Regions from separate parts of the Homo sapiens genome. Here region 1 is linked to region 2. A link is a contact called in ENCODE Hi-C or POLR2A ChIA-PET data. All regions are on one chromosome and are shown on one strand. Each heading gives the region's core, a stretch centred on a gene start or an enhancer-like site at or near the end of the contact. The rest is flanking DNA. Distances are from core to core; before and after follow the strand shown.

Region 1 (6,386 bases), core at 1,804-4,303, 530 kb after region 2:
ACTAGAGCCTCCAAATCCTGGACTCAAGCGATCCTCCCGTCTCAGCCTCCTGAGTAGCTGTGACTACAGGTGCACACCACCACTCCCAGATAATTTTTTTTTTTCCGAAGAGATGTGAGGGGGTCTCACTATGTTGCCCAGGCTGGTCTTGAACTCCTGACCTCAAGCGATCCTCCCAGTTCAGCCTCCCAAAGTGCTGGGATTACAGGTATAAGCCACTGCACCCAGTCTGCATCATCTTCAATCTGTGCTTTCTTTTTTTTTTTTTGAGATGGAGTCTTGCTCTGTCACCAGGCTGGGGTGCAGTGGCGCAATCTCGGCTCACCGCAACCTCCAACTCCCTGGTTCAAGCGATTTTCCTGCCTCAGCCTCCCAAGTAGCTGGGATTGCAGGCACGTACCACCATGCCCAGCTAATTTTTGTATTTTTAGTAGAGACGGGGTTTCACCATGTTGGCCAGGATGGTCTCGATCTCCTGACCTCACGATCCACCCGCCTCAGCCTCTCAAAGTGCTGGGATTACAGGTGTGAGCCACCACGCCAGGCCCAATCTGTGCTTTCTTTGCAGGAATTGTTTTCAACTATGAGTCCATTCTGTGAGGGTTAATTTAGTCAAAACTGGATAACATCACTCAACCAAGCTGGCTCAGGCTCACAGCCCCTCCAGGCCACTATGCACTTCTCTGCCCTGCACTGTGGGCACAGCATCAACATGGCCCTGCCCGCTGCATCCAGACGGGATTGGTTAACGGGAGGCAATGGAAGAATAAGAAGAGCAGGGGAGTCAGATCAGAATAGCCCTTCTGGGCCCTCTTCCCCATGAGTCCCCCAGAACTGGGGACCCCTCTTGCACAGCTCCTCTCAGGCAGGCCTCTCCTCCAGGGACCCCCTCTATGCCCCCTTACCCTGGGCTGGTAACTGCTGCCACCCCTCCAACTGTGCCAGTCCTTACTGATCTCCTTTAATCCCCCCTCCCCAGTGCATTGCAAACATCCCCTTTATCAAACTCTCCCCAGTTAGCCCCACTAAGTGGCACTTTCTGTTTCCAGCCAGGGTCCTGCCTGGTATATGCCCTACAGCCAAGTTACAAGGCTCTCATTCCCCTCTCTTTCCTTCCCCTTTTTTTCCCTCCCTATCTTTTTTGACAGGGTCTCTGTCACCCAGGCTAGAGTGCAATGGTGCAATCATAGCTCACTGCAGCCTCAACCTCCTGAGGTCAAGTATCCTCCCACCTCAGCCTCCCAAGTAACTAACTACAGGCATGAGCCACCATGCCTGGCTAATTAAAAAAAAAAAAAAAAGTCTGGGCGCGGTGGCTCACGCCTGTAATCCCAGCACTTTGGGAGGCCAAGGTGGGTGGATCACCTGAGGTCCAGAATTCGAGACCAGCCTGACCAACATGGAGAAACCCCGTCTCTATTAAAAATACAAAATTAGCCAGGTATGGTGGTGCATGCCTATAATCCCAGCTATTCCAGAGGCTGAGGCAGGAGAATGGCTTGAACCCGGGAGGTGGAGGTTGCTGTGAGCTGAGATCGCACCATTGCACTCCAGCCTGGGCAACAAGAGTGAAACTCCATTTCAAAAAAAAAAAAAGTTAGAAGAGACAGGGTTTCACTTCATTGCTTAAGCTGATCTCCAATTCCTGGCCCCACGTGATGCTCCCACCTTGGCCTCCCAAAGTGCTGGGATTATAGGTGTGAGCCACTGTGCCCAGCCTTCTTTCTCATGAGAAATTAAAAATTCTGGCCAGGCGTGGTGGCTCACACCTGTAATCCCAGCACTTTGGGAAGCCGAGGAGGGTGGATCACCTGAGGTCAGGAGTTCAGGACCAGCCTGGTCAACATGGTGAAACCTCATCTCTACTAAAAATACAAAAATTAGTCGGTCATGGTGGTGCACGCCTGTAATATCAGCTACTCGGGAGGCTAAGGTGGGAGAATTGCTTGAACCTGGGAGGTGGAGACTGCGGTGAGCCGAGATCCCGCCACTGCACTCCAGCCTAGGCAACAGAGCGAGACCGAATCTAAAAAAAGAAAAAAAAAATCTAGTATTTTCTTCCCACCCCACGTAATTGTTTTGCACCCAGGGGTGAGTGCCCCCCACTTTGCAGACGTGCCTAGACCTCTCCCCACAAACATGATGACTAGAGTTGGAGCTGGGCTAGCGCTGCCTCTTGTTCACTGGGTTCACGTGGGCACGTGGCTCCACTCCGGTCACTGCTTCCTGGGCAGAGGGATGACGTGGAAGGTAGACCTAGGGGGGACAGGGTTGCTTCCTGCCCATGTCCAGCATTCTAGAATTGTCCACATCTAGGCAGGGCGTTCCACCATCAGTGCTGGACTGGACCACCCAATTCCTTTGGACGCTTGACTCAGCCCAAACCCGTGCTCCCTCCAGGACCCTGGGCAGGGCAGCCCCAGCTCCAGGTAATCGGCACTGAGAAGAGTACACCTGTCACCGCCTGGCAGGGGCTCGCTCCTTTCTCTGGTGCTGCTCATTCGCGAGGCCTGAGACGCGGACCGTCACCTTCCCCGGGCCCAGCCTGGCCTCAATGCAGGCCTCAGAGAGAGGGACAAAACCCGGCCCGCCTCCCTCCCCTCCCCAAGGCGACCACCAGTGTCCTGGGGGTCCACAGGGCCTCTCCAGCTCTGATCCGAGTTCCCGGCTGCAGCTGGTTTGGGTCTGTGGGGGCCTCGCGCAGGGAAGCGGAGGCCCCTTCTCTAGGCTCCTACATCCTCCTGGCCTGCCCCAGCAGAGCTAGCGGCCCTCCGAGACAGCTGGGCCTCGCAGCTCCCAGCCGAGGCCTGTCGCTGGGAGAAAGAAGAATGAATGAAGGGCGGAAGGGGCGGGGAGGGGCGGGGCGCGCCGCGCCAGCTCGCGGCGCCCCCAGGCCGGGCCGCAGCGGGGCGTGGCCTCTAGAGGCGTGGCCTTGGGCGTGGGGGCGGGGTTTTCTGGTGGGGGCGGGGCCGCGCAGGGCCGTTCCCGCCGCCGGCCGCCCGCGCCCCGCCCCCGTGCCGCAGCTCACAGGCCCCGCCTCGGTCCGCCCCTCCGCTCGCTCCCCAAGCCGCCGCGGCGCCGAGCCGGTTTCCCCGCCGGTGTCCGAGAGGCGCCCCCGGCCCGGCCCGGCCCGGCCCGCGCCCTCCGCCCCCGCCTCCCCGGGCCGGCGGCGGTGGGCGAGCTCGCGGGCCCGGCCGCCCCCAGCCCCAGCCCCGCCGGGCCCCGCCCCCCGTCGAGTGCATGAGGTTGACGCTACTTTGTTGCACCTGGAGGGAAGAACGTATGGGAGAGGAAGGTGCGCGGGCCGCGGGGTGTGGGGCGAGGGCCTGGAGGGGGTGCCCGGGGCAGCGTGGGGCACGGGAGGGGGCCGGGTCTGCCAGGAGGCCGCGCCCCTGCCTCCTCCGGGATGAGCTCGTCCTTACGAAGCCCGCAGGCCCCTCCCTGTCCCCCTCCCGCCCGGGATCCCCCTCCCCGGCCCCCGGCGAGCTGCCCTCCTGCGGGTCTGGGGGCCCCTGGACCCTTTTTCCTCCTCCCACGTCCCCCCGCGAAGGACTCCCAGACACTGCCCACCCCGCGTCGGCCTCCATCCGCGTGCTCTGTCCACCACCCGGGCCTCGCCCTGGGGCCACCCTTTATCCAGTCTCGGAAGAAAGAGCGGCTGGGGAAGCCGCAGCCCCGGGTCCCAGTGGCCGCCGGGCGCCTGCCCGGCTCTGTGACCTTGAGCCAGGCGCTGACTTCCTGGTCCTCAGTTTCCCCTTCTGTACATTTGGAAACTGGGTAGTTGCCCCCCCGGTGTCGGTGATTGGGGGCCAGATGGGTAGAGCGGAGATAGGCGTCCAGGAAGCCGGAGGCCGTGTACTGCGGGAGCCTCATCCACTCTCCCTGTCCGTGCCCCAAACCCGGTGCCTGCCCTCAGTCTTGGCTGGGAGCATGACTCATCCTAACCTCCTCTTTAGCCCCTTCTCCCTCACTGGGGCCCAAGGCGCAGTACTGCACTGCAGTTAGGGTTCAAGGACTCCCCCAGCCTAGGACAGGGTCTGGGGGCCCCTCCTTGGATCTCCTTCGCTGACCTGTCACTTAGATCCACCTGGCCCCAAGGCAGGGCCTGACTCCACACCTCCCCCTGCCACCAACTCTTCCCAGGCCCATGAAAACCTGATTGGGGTAGGGGCCCACCTTCCTGTAGCCCCTGCCTACCTAAGGTACCTGCGTCTTCACAGAGGGTCAGGCTGTTGTGGCCTTGGGACCTAGCTATGTGACTGGGCAAGCCATGCCATCTCTGGGGCTCAGTCTCCCCTTCTGTACAGTGGAGAGGGGCAGGTCTGGGGCATTTTCCAGGGCCCACCAGCTCCAAGGGTGCCAGGCCCCAAGGATGACTAAGCATGCCTGTGGCTGGCTAGAGGAGGTGCCAGGCCTCCCTGGGACAGGTGTCTGGGAGTACCCAGGTCTGCAGCCCCCTCCCCTTGCCAAGCCAGGGCATTCATTGCCAAGGATCTGTTAGGGCCGGCACCTCCAGGCTTCCTGCCCTTGACCTCCCAGCTGGCTTCAGCCCAGGATGCACTAATCCAGCCCTGTCCAGTCCCTGCCTTTGAAGGGCCCTCTTAGTACTTCTTCCTGGGCAGGAGAGGGAAGAAAGGAGGCTGTGATAGGAATGTCACCCACTGCCTTATCCCTAAAGCCACTGCTTCCTTTCTCCTCATTTACCTTGCCAGATCCAATGCTATAGCGGGAGGATGGACCTGATCCTCCTCCTAAGCTGATACATAGGGAAACAGGGCCAGAGAAGCTTGGCAACCTAGTCAGTATCTCAGCAAGACTCAGGCCAGCGCCCTTTCTTCTCCTATTTGGCACAGCGACTGCCCTGCCTGGGCGCTGCACATGTGCAGTGTGCGAGGATTGGTGCAGGTGTAGGTATATGTGGGGTGGGCAGGGCAAGCTGGGCCTGCACCAGATCACACTTCCTGAGAATGCTTCCCAACTCCCTTCCCACCCTGCAGGAAGCGAGTTGCCCGTGTGTGCAAGCTGCGGCCAGAGGATCTATGATGGCCAGTACCTCCAGGCCCTGAACGCGGACTGGCACGCAGACTGCTTCAGGTAGGGTGGGGTGCCCAGGGCCTGTGTTGCCCTAAACAAGGCCTGCCAGAGAGGACAGGCTGGTCAAGGAATGGGGGAGGCCGGGATATGCCTCCTGGTGCCGTCCCCTATTGTGACTTCGTGGCCTTAATTTACCATTTATGACATGAGGTGTTTTGACTAGAAAATCCCTACAGGCCTTCCTGTTGTCATTTTATTTATCTATTTTTTTTTCTTTTTGAGACGGAGTCTCGCTCTGTCACCCAGGCTGGAGTACAGTGGTGCGATCTTGGCTCATTGCAACCTCTTCCTCCTGGGCTCACGCAGTTCTCCTGTGTCAGCCTCTGGAGTAGCTGGGATTACAGGCGTGCACCACCACGCCCAGCTAATTTTTGTATTTTTAGTAGAGACGGGTTTTGCCATGTTAGCCAGGCTGGTCTGAAACTTCTGACCTCAAGTGATCTTCCCACCTCAGCCTCCCAAAGTGCTGGGATGACAGACATAAACCACCGCTCCTGGCCTCATTTTATTTTCTTTTATGTATTTTTCTTTTTTCGAAATGGTCTTGCTCTGTTGCCCAGGCTGGAGTGCAGTGGTGCCATCTCGGCTCATTGCAACCTCCATCTCCCGGGCTAAAGTGATCCTCCTACTTCAGCCTCCCGAGTAGCTGGGATTATAGGTATACACCACAATGCTCAGCTAATTTTTTAAATTTTGTGTAAAGACAGGGTCTCACTATTGAGACCCAGGCTGGTCTTGAACTTGTGACCTCAAGCAATCCTCCTGCCTTGGCCTCCGAAAGTGCTAGGCTTACAGGCGTGAGCTAACGCCTTGGCCTCTGTTGTCATCCTAGATCTCTGAGATCTAAATCTTAGAGAGGATGGGAGAGACCTCCAATTGAGCCAGTGCCTGCAATTCAGCCCCCTGCTGGCACCCAGACAGGGGGAAGAGTTGGAAGGAATGTCCCTCCTGCCTTCTGGGTGTTCATGCTCTTGCAGGGAGGGAAGACAAACCAGGCCTTAAGGGAAACCAGGCCACCCTCAGTGTCTTCCAGGCTGCTTGCGAACATGCATAACCCAGTCACACCAGCCCCAGTGTCCAGACACACACCCACAGGTAGGAAGAAAGTAGGGTCAGGGTTGTGGCGGAGGATAAAGAGTACATGAGGACCTGAAGGTCACCCAGTAGGACCATCCTGAGAAGCCAGGAGCAGGGGTCTACCTGCCTTGAGCCAGAGCAGGGCCAGAGCAGGGGTCTCAAAGGATGTGAGATTTCCTGGGTAGAAAAGTAGAGTGGAGGTGGGGCGTGGTGGC
Region 2 (6,700 bases), core at 2,180-4,679:
CCTCTCCTTCATTCCAAGAAGGTTATTCCCTAAGCGTGCAGGCAGAGAACAAATTTGCTTATTTTAAGGTCCACCAATACCTTAAGAGGTACTTGCTGTCAGTAGGAACAAGGGTCAAATGCAGGGAACTGCTTTGTCACAGATCTGAGCCAACTTCTCAAAGAGTCAAGTCCAAATATGAAGTCACGAAAAAGCAAAAAAAAAGCAACTGCTGTTGTAGTTGTTGATGCTGTTCAGCAAATGATGACATAATAGGGCCGGGCACGGTGGCTCACACCTGCAACCCCAGCACTTTAGAAGGCTGAGGTGGGTGGATCACTTGAGCCCAGGAGTTCGAGACCAGCCTGGGCAATATGGTGAAATCCTGTCCTCACTAAAAATACAAAAATTAGCCGGGCATGGTGGCGCACACCTGTAGTCCCGACTACTCAGGAGGCTGAGGCGGAAGAACTGCTTGAACCCCAGAGGCGGACACTGCAGTGAGCCAAGACCACGCCACTGCACTCCAGCCTGGGTGACAGGCAAGACTGGGTCTCAAAAAAAAAAAAAAAAAACAGATGACATACTGGGAGTGTAAAGAGACTGTGATGTAACAGAAGGAGCGAATTAAAGTCTTAGAAAATAACTAAAATTAATTCCTGAACAGACCACTCCATTTTCTCATTTATTCAACCAATTAGTATACAACAGGCTGTGCTAGGCCCTGGTGATGCAGGGAACAAGATCCACAGTCCCTGCCCTCACAGACCCTGTCTTATATCTGGAAACAGACATGAATAGCTCAATTCAAGATTAGTCACTTAATCATCAGGTTCAACCATATCAAATTGCCATTTTTGTAGGTTAATTAGTCAAATACAGGAGGCCAGGCACAGTGGCTCACATCTGTAATTCCAGCACTTTGGGAGGTCATGGTGGGAGGACCACTTGGAATTCAGGAGTTCAAGACCAGCTTGGCCAACATGGTGAAACCCGGTCTCCACAAAAATACAAAAAATTAGCTGGGTGTGGTGGTGTACACTTATAATCAGCTACTCGGGAGGCTGAGGCAGAATTGCTTGAACCCGGGAAGCAGAGGTTGCCGTGAGCCAAGATCGCACCATTGCACTCCAACGTGGGTGACAGAGCAAGACTCTGTCTCAAAAAAAAAGAAATCAAATATAGGAAATGTCTTATGAGTCCATCTAATACAACTGTGGAAAGGTCTATGAAGGAGACTTGATCTAGATTGGGAATCTCAAGTGGTAAACCTAAGGAAGCAACTTTTGAGCTGAGCTAGGAGTTAACTCGGCAAGAGGGAGGAGAGGAGAGAGGAAGAAGAATGCCAGGCGGCAGGAAGAGCAGAGTGACTTCATTGGTAAGACAGCGGGCATCCTGGGAAAGAGCCAGCCAAGTGAGGCAGGAAGGAGGGCCTTCTTCAGTATTTATCCTAAAAGCAAGAAGGGAACCACTGAAGCATTACTAGGGGTGCTAGGATAAGATGCACATTTTATATATTTTTTTACAGATGGGGTCTCACTGTGTTGCCCAGGCTGGAGTGCCATGGCATGATCATAGTTCACTGCAGCCTCAACTCCTGGGCTCCAGCGATCCTCCCACCACAGCCTTCCAAATAAGGCTGTGCACTTTAAAAAGGTCACTCCGCTACTCGGAAGAGAGAAAAATAAAATCACTCAGTGCAAATGAACAGACTGGGGAATGAGCAAGAGCAGAAGCAGAGAGTTTACAGGGAGGCTGGTACAGAGTTCCAGGTGACAGGGGATGGCCCTTCAGCCTAGCCTGCTAGGGGCGGGGGGGTCAAAAATGGGGAGAAGAGAAAGGTGTACCTGTTCTTAGGTTTCACCAAAACCTCGGAGGATTAAAGGTGGACGAGGAAAACCATGAGTATGTTAAACTAATATTTATACTGAAACCCAACTATATATGAAGCCCTCAGACATAAAAAAGAGAAGGAACTTCCCTCTTGTGGGGAAATGGACAGATAAACACACAAATAAAGTCCAACGTACCAACGACCTTAAAGGAGGTAAAGGGATGGGAGGAGTTAAGGAAAGCTTCCTGGCGGGAGGTAACATCTACTTGAACTTTTATTTTCTGTAGAGACGGGGTCTCACTATGTTGCCCAGGCTGGTCTCAAACTCCTGGCCTCAAGCGATCCGCCCACCTCAGCCTCCCAAAGTGCTGGGATTACATGCCTGAGCCACCTCACCTAGCCAGACCTGGGTTTTTAAATTATTAGTAGTAATTGGCTATACAAAAGAGCTGACGAAGTTGGCTGTGAAAGTTTAATGTGATGACTCCGATACACACCGATATAGTATGTATCGGAGTTCCGGATACTAAACAGGGGCTCAATCGGCATCTTCCATGAACATTTTAGACACGGGGTCTCTCTCCGTAGCCCAGGCTGGAGTGCCGTGGCACGATCATAGCTCACTGCAGCCTCCAACTCCTGGGTCCCAGCAATCCTCCCACCACAGCCTCCCAAGTAAGGATGTGCACTTTAAAAAGACCACTCTGCTACTTGGAAGTGAGAAAAATAAAATCACACAGTGCAAATGATGAACGGACTGGGGAATGAACAAGAGCAGAAGCAGGGAAATTAGAGGGAGGCTGGTACATAGTTTGCAAAGGACTCTCCTGACAGCCGCCGGGGCAGCAAGAGAAAATGCCTACCAAGCTCGCGGCGCAGGGGCCGGTTACTGGGGGAAAGGGAGGGGTATCCCTCTGGATGACACCAGGCTTGCTCCCTTGACAGATGGACTAACCCAGAAACTCACCCAACTTCAACGCCTGAATACGCAGAGCGCTCAGCCTGGCGGGCTGACACCACTCCAGGGCTACTCGCTATTATCAAGAGGAAGCCTGGAAACGCAGGCGGGGCCACTGCCCAGGAAGAGGGGAGGGCGGGCCCCGGGCTGGGCCGGGCGCGGGCACCGACGCCAGGCAGCTCCAGTCCGGGCCGGAAGCCGGAATCCCCTCCCAGGCGGCGCGCGGCAGCAGCCGCAGCAGGTGGGCGGGCCCGCGAGCCGGGAGGACCGCTGATTGGCCGCGGCCGGCGCGCCCTCTGACCTCACGCCGACGCCAGCGGCGCCCTCCTCCCGCCTTCTCCCGCACCCCCCTCCCCCAGCGCCGGCCGGTCGGCTCCCACCTGACCCGCCAGTCCCACGCTCCTCAGGGCCTGGATCCGCGACCCCCGCCAGCCCCCTAAGCTCCGGCCCCTCACCATTTCCGCACTTTCTCGATGGCCGCCATCACCTTCTTGATGTCGTCCTTGGCCCGGCTGCGGGTCTCCGCCCGGACCGACCGGCCCGACATGGCGGCGGCGGGAGCGGCGGGGGCCGGGGCACTGCTCCCAAGACACCGGGGATCGCGCGCCTCACGCGCCGCCGCCCGCCCGCCGCCGCCGCAGCGTCACAGCGGCCGTCGCCCCCTCCGTGCGCGCGTGCGCGAGAAAGCGCGCGCACCCGCCCGCCCCTTGGGGCTCACGGCCTCAGCGCGCCTGCGCGCCCCGCCCGGGGCGTCCCTCCTGAGTGCCCCGGGAGTCCCCTGAGCCCCCTACCCGGGCCGGGGTGCGAGGCGGGTTGGGCGCACGTGCTTGTGGTCAGGGCGAGGTGCGAGGTGCCGCCGGTGGGCAACCTGGTTCTCTTCCCTGAGAGTTTGGAGGTCGGCTCCCTGCTCTGGCCAGCGTGTTAGGAACCTGACCCTGTGGAACCGCACTCCTGCGCCATCTCTGTCCTCCCGCCTCTCCTGCCCAGCACCTTTGCCCTCTGGCTCCTACGCTGTGCTCCAACCACGCCTTTCTTAAGGATGGCTTCCGGTCTTTGCACACACCTGTTCCTCACCTGGAATCCCCTCCTCTCTTTACCAGATGAACTGCTTTCCCAGCATTCAGACCACATTCTTGCCTTTTCTCGAGTATCTAGTAGTCCCAAGTATTTGGGAGGCTGAAGCGGGAGGATCACTTGACCCCAGGAATTTGAGGCTGCCGTCAGCTATGATATGATCGCACCTGTGAATAGCCACTGCACTCCAGCCTGGGCAACATATGGAGACCCCATGTCTAAACGAGACCCCGTCTCTAAAGTAAATAAATAAAAAGATGTCTATTTTGTGCAAGACTCTGTACCTAAAGCTGAAGACATACGTGGTTTTGGTTTCAAAGAGCTTCCAGTTTGTTTATTTATTGAGACGGAGTCTCGCTCTGTGACTCAGGCTGGAGTGCAGTGGTGTGATCTCCGCTCACTGCAACCTCCGCCTCCCGGGTTCAAGCGGTTCTTCTGCCTCAGCCTCCTGAGTAGCTGGGATTACAGGCGGGTGCCACCACGCCCAGCTAATTTTTGTAATTTTAGTAGAGACGGGGTTTTATCATGTTGGTCAGGCTGGTCTGGAACTCCTGACCTCGTGATCTGCCCGCCTTGGCCTCTCAAAGTGCTGGGATTACAGGCGTGAGCCACCACGCCTGGCCTTTTTTTTTTTGAGACGGAGTCTCGCTCTTTTGCCCAGGCTGGAGTACAGTGGTGTGATCTCGGCTCACTACAATCTCCGCCTCCCGGGTTCAAGCAATTTTCTGTCTCAGCCTTCCGAGTAGCTGGGATTATAGTCGTCCGCCATCACACCCAGCTAATTTTTTTATTTTTAGTGGAGATGGGGTTTCACCATGTTGGTCAGGCTGGTCTTGAACTCCTGACCTCGTGATCCACCTGCCTCGGCCTCCCAAAGTACTGGGATTACAGGCGTGAGCCACCGCACCCGGCCCAGTTTATTTATTCATGTGGAGAGGGGATCTCACTATGTTGTCCAGGCTGGTCTTGAACTCCTGGTCTCAAGGGATCCTCACAAAGTGCTGGGATTACAGGCATGAGCCACTGTGACTGGCTGAGCTTCCAGTTTAGTAGAACATTCAGACGAAAAAAAAATATTTATTTTTTACTTTTACTTATTTTTTGGTACAGGGCCTTGCTCAAGTGATCCTTCTGCCTCAGCCTCCTGTGTAGCTGAGACCACAGGCGAGGGCCACCATGCCTCGCTGACATTTTTTTTTTTTTTTTTTTGGTAGAGACAGGGTCTTCCTATGTTGCCCAGGTTGGTCTTGAACACCTGGACTCAATTGATCCTCCTTCCTCGGCCTCCCACAGTGCTGGGATTGCAGACGTGAGTCACTGGGTCCAGCTTCCCAAAGCATATTTAAAATGCTATTTGATAAATGCTAGCCTAGGCGGAGCATGGTGGCTCACGCCTGTAATCCCAGCACTTTGGGAGGCCAAGGTGGGTGGATCATTTGAGGTCAGGAGTTTGAGATCAGCCTGTCCAACGTGGCAAAACCCCATCTCTACTAAACATACAGAATTAGCTGCTTGGAAAGCTGAGGCAGGAGAATCGCTTGAACCCAGGAGGTGGAGGTTGCAGTGAGCCAAGATCGCACCATTGCACTCCAGCCCGGGCAACAAGAACAAAACTCCATCTTGGAAAAAATAAATTAATTAAACAAATAAGTAAAATGCTATTTGATAAATGCCAGCTTAAGTAGGGGAGGGGAGGTGTAAGATGCTATGGCTTTTATTCCTAGTCTGCAGCAAAGAAAAAAGAGGTGTTATGACAACCTTAATCTTGAAGCTGACCTCTAAAAATAGGGTAGGTGCTGTTACTCCCAGGGCAGTGTTCACAGATGCTACAGATGCTCAATAAATGTTTGCATGAATGTTGAATCCAGTGCAAGCTCTTGTCCTCTTTGCCCCCACCCAATTGCAGGCAGGTGTCACCCACGCTTGCAGTATGCGGAGAGGGTCCTGTAGCAGCTGTTTCAGGACACAGCTTGGGACAGAAAGCAGATTGGTAGTGGCTGTTCTCACCTATAAAGAAACTAATTTCCATGTGCTCCAGAGAAATGCCTAGCTAGCCCTGAACTTGAGACAGCCTCTGATTATGAGTCAGCCTTTCATGATCAAGCAACATAGGGCAAGCATATGTCATCTTACTGGCGAGGGGGCCAGAAATAGCTTCTGCCTGACTGAGGAGTGCAAAAGCTGAACCAGCATGTGGAGTGAAAAGATGATTCTAGAAATAACGGGATCAAAGGTGGCACATTTGTTGTTCAGACCCAGCCGATCCAAAATAACCGCAGATTGCCTAAGCACCTGCTGTACGCCCTAGCACAGTGGACACTGCAGGTGATGTGAAGTTGAGTAAGACACACTCCTTGTCCTTGGGGTGAAGGTGAGGAAAGCAGTAGAAAGGCAGAACATACGTGCCAAGAGAGAGGCCAGCCCTTGAGACTTCTCCAGTTCTGCCCATAGATCCCCCTGGTTGAGGCACACAGCCCCTGTGTCTGTCTCACCCTTGTCCAAATCCTCCCACGTGAGGTTTCTTGTCTGTAGCTTCCTTCTCGTCCACAGCCCAGCGCTCCTCCCAGCTGCACAGGTTCCCTGCACACATGTCTCCCCCAGCTCACCCAGCCAGTCGTCTTCCTGGGGCAAAGTCCCAGAGACCCCCCCAACCTTGTTTTCTCCCTACATTTGTCCACCTAGTCCTACATTCCCCACCTCATCTTCCACTGGGGCTCGGTCTGTGTAAGAGAGTGATCAAAGTGGGCACCTACCACCTATTCCTCATAGCCTACCCAAATGCTCTGTGTTGATACCCTTTTTTTTTCTTTTTCTTTCTTTTTTAGACAGAGTTTCGCTCTTGTCACCCAGGCTGG

What was found. A loop is a pair of places that touch in the nucleus more often than their neighbours do. ChIA-PET counts read pairs that join two places held with the same protein, here RNA polymerase II (POLR2A). Pooled maps may share reads with other maps.
Region 1: a pooled map shows a loop between it and region 2 (14-fold over the local background). The contact joins the promoter of LIMK1 here to the promoter of BCL7B in region 2. A Hi-C loop is called at or near these places in 2 of 37 single-sample maps with no recorded cell type and 9 of 50 pooled maps. POLR2A ChIA-PET finds 5 or more read pairs at or near these places in 1 of 52 experiments (WTC11).

The regions. Positions count from the first base shown.
Region 1 is chr7:74,080,751-74,087,136 of GRCh38, forward strand. LIMK1 (LIM domain kinase 1) reads left to right here and starts at 3,054. Exons shown (of 16, transcript NM_002314.4): 1 at 3,054-3,295; 2 at 4,998-5,094. The coding sequence starts at 3,241. RefSeq lists enhancers at 1,754-2,432, 2,428-2,537, 2,433-3,111, 3,598-3,867, 4,379-4,978 and 1 more and silencers at 2,808-3,077, 3,198-3,247, 3,358-3,407.
Region 2 is chr7:73,554,261-73,560,960 of GRCh38, forward strand. It overlaps BCL7B (BAF chromatin remodeling complex subunit BCL7B), which reads right to left and starts at 3,430. Exons shown (of 6, transcript NM_001707.4): 1 at 3,227-3,430. The coding sequence starts at 3,318. RefSeq lists silencers at 2,766-3,215, 3,236-3,285, 3,306-3,415, 3,466-3,705.